Linked DNA regions of Homo sapiens: all the other regions are linked to region 3. The links are chromatin loops, found by intact Hi-C in ENCODE. Cell type or tissue: ovary. All regions are shown on one strand.

What was found. Hi-C counts contacts between places; a loop is a spot of excess contacts. Peaks named below come from ENCODE experiments on the same cell type or tissue, not always from the same donor. Only the 100,000 strongest peaks of a DNase experiment are listed, where the experiment ranks them.
Region 1: a loop joins it to region 3, with 2.4 times the contacts of the local background. A loop is called at or near these places in 11 of 110 quality-filtered maps.
Region 2: a loop joins it to region 3, with 2.2 times the contacts of the local background. A loop is called at or near these places in 18 of 110 quality-filtered maps.

What each region holds. Positions count from the first base shown.
Region 1 is chr3:16,398,366-16,400,865 of GRCh38, forward strand. All of the region lies in intron 4 of RFTN1 (raftlin, lipid raft linker 1), which reads right to left. Among named protein-coding and RNA genes, the nearest start is that of RFTN1, 110 kb to the right of the region's middle. In ovary, a CTCF peak has its summit at 1,334; a DNase peak (open chromatin) is centred at 1,326; H3K27ac peaks cover 2,261 bases.
Region 2 is chr3:16,447,817-16,450,316 of GRCh38, forward strand. All of the region lies in intron 2 of RFTN1 (raftlin, lipid raft linker 1), which reads right to left. LOC124906220 (a long non-coding RNA gene) reads left to right here. Exons shown (of 2, transcript XR_007095840.1): 2 at 1-2,500. Among named protein-coding and RNA genes, the nearest start is that of RFTN1, 65 kb to the right of the region's middle. In ovary, no CTCF peak of the experiment used is centred here; a DNase peak (open chromatin) is centred at 1,015; H3K27ac peaks cover 1,877 bases.
Region 3 is chr3:16,516,034-16,518,533 of GRCh38, forward strand. No RefSeq gene overlaps it. Among named protein-coding and RNA genes, the nearest start is that of RFTN1, 3.6 kb to the left of the region's middle. RefSeq lists enhancers at 452-952, 953-1,453. In ovary, a CTCF peak has its summit at 1,358; a DNase peak (open chromatin) is centred at 1,356.

The DNA of each region.
Region 1 (2,500 bases), 120 kb before region 3:
GGGAGGGTGCAATCAAGAGCCATTGGCTTGGATGGAAAACAGAAACTCCAAATCTTCAGCCCTTTAGGCTTCACTCTTGGCCAAAAACAAACATGAGTGTCTGCTGTGAGCAAGAATGGTTCAGAGACAACAGGGGCCAGAAGCTGTGGGCTGCCCCAGCTCATCCACTGCCAGTCTACCTTGGGACCCATCTCAATAGGGTAGGGACAAAGTAACATCCAGGTGCCCCATGGCCACAGCCAGGTCCGGGAGAAGCAGCTGCTCACCCCTCACCTTCAGGAGCTCCCAGGTTGGCCTACAATCAACCCAAAACACCAGGCCTCAGGCAAAGTCATGTCAGCCTTGATACCATCAACCTCCTAGCAACAAGCGGAATGGAGACATCCCCTGGGTGGCTGGAAAGTCACCTTGAGATGACAGAGTGTTATGCCCAGGCCCAGTCTCTCCCTGGAACAAAGCATTCCTGGTCACACAGCTGCCACCTCCCCTTGGTTACCTTCTGCTTCTCCTCTGGTCATCTGCCTCCTGCACTAGCTCTAGAATAGTTTTACTTCCTTGGATGTGGGGTAATTTCTCTGCAGTGACGACAAAGGAGTACAGGCCTCACAGCAGCCACAGGCTGTCCACAGAGCTAACAATAGGCCACTTGTCTATTCTGTGCACATTTTTTAGGGATCCCAAGTTGTTATTTCTTTCTGATTTAACTATAAGTCATTTTATTATTATTTCATATGATATGTGCTCCAAATGCTAAAAATTACATAAAATTTTAATGCTTTACATGGGCAAGATCTAATTCCCTGGTCAGATATTAAAACCAATTGCTCAATAAAAAATTATATTAAGGAGAACAATGAAGATAATTCAGCAAACCCATGAGAAAAAAAAGAACATCTTAAAATTTTAAATTTTAAAAAAACAACCTCAGAACTATCCTAGGACTAAGGCAAAAACACACAAGACCTCTATAGGATAAATGGCAGCGGTTTTTAATTGTACCCCAAAAACATTTTGGATCATGCCTCACAAAAATATGCTTCTGTGGAGGTTGCCAGTGACTTCATGGCCACTCCAGCAATAGCTGTTTCTGACATTAGTCTTAGGGGTTAGTGGAAAGGGCTGATAACTCCTCCATCGCTGAAATGCCCTCTTCCCCTGGCCTCCATCCCCCACACTCAGCAAGTTTCACACTGACCTCTCTGGCTACTTACTTTTTCTTTTCTCTGAATGCTGGAATTCCCCTGGGCTCAGCCCTAAGGCCTTTTTCCTTCACACCCTCCCCTCCTTCCTGGGCGATTTCATCCATGACCGTGGTTTCAGTTACCATCTGCCAGCAGGCGTCTCCAGCCCAGATCTCTGCACAGAGCTCCTGAAGCACAGATGCCACAGCTCATTCTGCAGTCATCCTTATCTCAGCAAAGGGCCCATTAATCCAACTGCAGGAGCCAAACCAGCCTTGTCCTCTCCCTCTCCACGGTGCCTCGTTACCCCATCCAGAAGCAACCCTGGTGGTCTGCCTGGCTCAATATTTCTTAGATCTACCTCTCTACATCTCTGTCAAGACGCTCCACCTAAACTAAGTGACGATCTCTTGTCTATGAAGAGTTACTCCAACAGGGTCCTAACCACACCCACTCTTGACCCAGAAGCCAGTCACTAACCTGCAGCCATTCTGATCTTTCCAAAGTATACATTTAGGAATCATTCTCCAGCTGCTCCTGAAAGCCCTCCAGCAGCTTTGCACTACACTTAGGATAAAGGGCCCCATCCTCAGCCTGGCCTGCAGGGCTGTATGGGGACCCGACTCACTCTCCAGCCTCACTCCACCTCACTCACCCCTCTGTCATTTGCAGGCAAGACAGTGAACTCCCTTCTGCTCCTCAAACCAAACTTACTCCCTCCCACCTTGGCTTTGTCTGAGCTGCTCCAGGAGTCCCCACCACCTCCACCCTCCCTCCCCTGTTGACCCTCAGGTCTTGGTATGTACACTTCATGGAGCACTCCCCCAACACTGCCAGCCTGGGGCAGGCCCCTTGCCATGTTCTACTCGACAGCGCTCACCCATCTGTGATCCTACAACCCTCATGTGCCCATCTGCTCTGTGTCTGTGCCCTCAGCTAGACTCTAAGTTTCACGTGTCCAGGGCATTACCTAGACCGGCTTACTAAAGTATTCCCAAACACTACCAGCAAAGATCTGTTCAAAGAAATGTGAACGAAACCTGACCCACTGATGCTGGACAGTAGATTCCCGCAGAGGGAGAAAATGAAGCACAAGAAAGTATCTCCTTTTTTGGGGAGTGATTGAGACAAGCGTATGACCCCTTCCCTCCCTCCGGCTTAAATTAACTTCAGCGAACCTCTCTGGACAGAACAGGAAGATCACAGGCTAATAAAAATAGCAAGAGGACAGAGGATCAAGAGAGGCCAGGGTGGGAGAGGAACTTCATAAGAAAACAGCGGCCTCCAGGCAGTAGCTCCTGCATTTTTTCCTCCATTAG
Region 2 (2,500 bases), 68 kb before region 3:
ATGTACTTTCTGGACTTGCCAGTGATCACTTACTGAGATGGGCCATGGAGAAGTCTGGCCTTTGAGGTTACGCATGAGGATCTGATAGGCATTTGTGTGCTTATAAGGAATCTTTAGATTTTCTCTAATGTATTATTTCTTCCCTCTCTTCCTCTCTCCTTCTTTTCTCTCTTTTTTCTTTTCTTCCTCCCTTCCATCCAGGGAGCCACCAGCCACATGTGGCTATCGAGCATCTGAAATGTGGCCAGTGTGATTGAGATGTGCCCAAAGTATAAATAAATACACACAGGATTTCAAAGACTTGGTAAAAAAAAAAAAAGTCTCCCAATAATAATTTTTTATTGATTCCATATTGAAATGATAAATTGTCTAAGATATTGGATTAAATAAAATATATCATGAAAATTAACTTGCCTGTTTTTATTTTTTAATGTGGTTACTAGAAAATTTTTCAATGGCATTCACAAGTCATATTGTATTTCTATTGGACTGCTCTGTCCTAGAACCTTTTGTTTTAAACAGATGCATTTTCTTACAGTCCAAAAAAAAACATGATCCCTTGTTGACTTTTATGGAGGTGCCAATTTAATTCCTTTTTCAACATTCTTTAGCTACAGCTATGAGTTGAGGTCACTTCTTTTTCCCAAAATAAATCCATAACACCAAGGAATGGGGACAAGCTGTCACAACCCTTACAATGTGGGATCAAAAGAGTAACCTTCCTTGAAGCACATTAAATTTTTTTTCTTAACTAACTGTCGCTATTCCAAATTGGAGGAAAAAAAGTACAACTTTTTACTGCCTTCATGTTTGATGGTTTGCTCCCTGTGTCCCTTAAATGCCTGCTCTTCAAGAATCTCTAGTAACACAATCACACTGCTTCTAAAATGTTTACCTCTCAGGAGCCACTGCGTTCCCGACCTTCTTCTGCCCCATTGGCAGGCCCCAAACATCCTCCTGAGTCACAAGTCTCACCCCATGCGGGGATTACAGGCTGCGACTCACTGCTCTAGCAAAACTAGAAATAACTGCTGGAGGCAAGCAGCCAGCCGGCATCCCACAGAGATTATTCATAGCAGAAATATCAATAGACAGTAGGCCCTCCAGTTGGTTGTGTTGAGTCCCTGGAAATGCTTTGTACTGAATTTTCCAGATGATTTATGTTATGCTCCAGAAAGGCAACATCTCCCTCACACACTTAATAAATGCATCCGTGTGGTATTAATGTTTCAACTTAACATAGTTTTCCCCTTCCTGTACTTTCTGGTCTGGTTCCTTGGGGAGTGGAGTGGGAAGGCTTCATGATATCTGAAATCCCCACAAATTCATACGAAATGAGTAGGATTATTACTTTGTTTTAACCAGAGTGCATTTTATCTTAGTTCTAAATTATGCAGATCCTATTAGGCAAATAAAGAACAGAAATCTGGAATTGAATTATAGGAGAGAAAGCTGATTATTCATCAAATCTGGCTCAGGCAGATGGGTGGTGTATTGGCTCCAGTTCCTAATCTGGACCAGATTACCTGGGTTCAAATTTCAGTGCCATCCCTTACTAGCCATATGACTTTGGGTGAATTACGAATGCTTATGGGCCTCAATTTTTGTCTACAGAGGATAAAAATAACACCTTTCTCATCAGGCTGCTATGAAGATTGAGATAATGCACATAAAGTCCTAGAACTGCACCTGGAACTGGTAACTCCTCCATACACGGGAGCTGCTAAAATCATTGTTGTTATCACCATTATGCATAACCCTAATCACTTCACACATTGTTACTAACGTGACAGACTGTCATGTCCACGAGTTGATCCTTAAGTCTCGGAACCACTCCAGCTCTGCATCAATATTCTTCAGCTTTCACAACTGACTTTGATTTCTCAGTCATTTCTGAATGTGAGCCAAAAATGGTCTAGAACATCAAGACTCAGAAAAATCAACGAGACAAAAGCCATGCTGACAGACTGCTGCCTCTGATTTGCACTGAACTCCACTACAGGCTGCTGAAGTACTTGTGGAAAGGGATGTGAGGAGGAAGGGGCAGGGCGTGTCTGCAATGGAACTGCAGAAGCCTAGAGAGCTGGTTCTAGAAAATGGCCCCATCTCTAGAAGTGACCAGGAAGCAGCAGGAGGAGGGCTGCAGGAGGCCCCAGGGAGGCGCAGCAGGGGAAAGAGGTGGAATTGCGGCAGGAATACATTAAGGACATAGCACACAAAGCAAAGGCAGAAGACATGTCACCCCCATCCTGACCACTCTCCATGCCTGTCTTAAATCCATCCCAATTTGTAAAATTAAATGTGCAAACAGAAAATATTTCTCTGAAAGAGTCATAAAATGTCAGCTTCTCCACTTTCCTTCCTAACCCACAATTTTTAATTTCCTCTACTAACTGCCAGAACAAGGGCTCATATCTTAAATTCTCCTCCCACCTCAGGCCTGCCTTGCTTGCAGCTCTGTCTGGGAGCATTTCAGGCAAAACATTTAAAATGAAAAAAT
Region 3 (2,500 bases):
TGTTTTTTCTCTGCTCACACTTCCTCCCCCTGTGATTTAACACTAAGTACTCGGGGAGGAGCTGAACACGGGAAAAACCAAGCTATTACTGCATGACAGGTCACAGATGGCCCCAGAACTGGGGTCCCGAGTGTTCACAGTCAATAAGACGCAGGTCCCAAGCTAATGGGGAAGCTGGATCTCCTCACACCCCCTGTGGAAAGAAGAGGAGTTAAGCCAGCCTAGGCAAGTGTAAGAAGCTGCTGTGGCCAGACTGCACGATTCTTGTAAAAGCTCAGTTAAAGGAACCCCCCGCTGGAATAATTCTTTCTTGGCCTCAGCAGCACCACCCCACTCTGGAGATGATTAAGGCCATGGGTACCAGCAGCCGGAGCAATTTCGCTGCATCCTAACTATGCTGAGGCTTGGAGGGAAGGAGAATCCCAGCTAACCTATTCTGCTCACCTTCTTCCCACCAGACCCCATCCCCACAATTTCACTTCACTTAGGTCCACCCTGCTCCTAACTTAGCCCAAAATAATTCAATTCCCCCTCTCTGCAGAGAGTAATCACAGTTCATAGCAGAAATGGATCAAACAAAAGCTTTGGAACCTGAAGAGCTATTGTCCTAATTGTTTATGTACAGGACCACGAAACCCAGACCTTACACTCGCCAGCTGAACAGCAGAGTTTCAGGGCTGGTGGGAGACAGAACTAGACTTATCTATGCCCTGGAGGTGCAATAATTATTCATCTTTATCATCACAGTTAATATTTTAATGGGTTTGCAGCCACAGTGAGCTCACAGTTTGGCCAGCTGCTCTGTACTAAACAGTTATAGGAAGCTGGCCCTGCATCCGGTGACAATCGTGCCTGTAAGGAGCCACGGTGGCAGGGGCCTGAGCTCTGTGCCCCAAGCCAGTGGTTTTGGAGGAGGCCCCTGCCCTTTGTTCATGGTGACAGGCACAGCCTGCACAGGCACGCCCCTAGGAAGACCATGGCACCCTTGGCCACGTTAAAGCAGAGTACACTTGTGCCAAAACATGCTTTTGACTCCCCAGTACAGTGGAGATGTGAATTAGGGTGGGGGCAGGGAGCTGGTTAGGGCATTTTTTGCATATGCATTGATCAGCCAAGGCTAGGGACTTTTGTCCAAAGTATAGTCAAAACAATACTTTGAAAATGCCACCCACAGACATCACCAATTTGAGGAAATGTTGGATGATAGCCAAATGTTCCATTCACTCCCATACAAAAAAAAAAAAAAAAAAAAAAAAAAACCACCACCCACATTTATTGTTATTCTGCTCCTGAATCCACTCATTTTACCTCTGAATTCCCAGTCTGAGTCAAGCAGTTCAGGGGAGCAGGGGCCCTCCTGTGGCTGAGATGGAATTTGTTCTCTGGAGCAAAGAGCCACTGGAGACTGAATTTCAGGAATACTGCGTGCAACACATTGCTATTTGTAGCTTTGTTTCCCTCACTCAGCCTGAGGAATTGTCTGAATTTACCAAAAGCCATCCACATCCACACCCCTTCACTGGTTATTCCATTCATGGGACACATTTGTTGACTTGCATTTGAGAACTTTATTACCAGAGATAAGGGGGAAATGTGTGTGTGTGTGTGGGGGGGGGGGGGGGTGTGTGTATAAGGAGCCTATACATTCTACAGATGTCAAAATAAGGAGATCATAAAAATAAATCATCATTAAATGAATGGCAGGATAACATTTTGATATATTAATTAATCTGATTTCCCTTCCACCATCATTCCCCCGCCCCCACTGTATTTCTTGCTACACTGTACAACTTGTATTTCTTGTTCCTGTACAACTCTCTTCCCATCAATTTGGACAGCCGGAAGTGTTGTCAAAAGGAGAGTTATCATAACTCCACCAGAAAAAAAGTCAAATTCTTGGCTTTTGAGTTTTGGAAGTCAATGTCCAGGCATAAAACGAAAATACATGGAAAAATAGGAAATCAGGCAGAACCAGTGTCCCGCAGCATATCTCCTTTCCTTTTGCTACCCACCCACCATCCTGTACACACATACCTTCAAAAAATCAATAAAAGCTTCACAACTGGAGAAAAGCAAGGAAGGAAAGGCACAGGGAATATGTTGATGGCAGCAACTGGTAGGACACAGTGACTGACCAGAGTCAGAATTCAGAAACCCACCACCTCCACTCAAGTGAAAATCATCCATCCATAGTATCTGAGAACCCTGTGGACAGCTGTTCAGCTCTTGGGATTTGTGCAGGAGGAGCATTATAGACCTTCAGTAGAGGAAGGAAACAGGCTGTTCATCCTTCCCATTGACGCTGGACAATGAACTCCCATCAACAGCAGCCAGAGCACAACCCGTGGATCATCCAGAGAGGCTAACTCCTATTCCATGAGTTCAACCCTCATTTAATAGCCTAGAGTGCTGGTAAGCTCTTGAGATGGACAGCAGGGCCCTGGACCCTGAGAAGATCCAAGGGTATGAAAAGATGCTCCCACCTACTTCCCATCACACC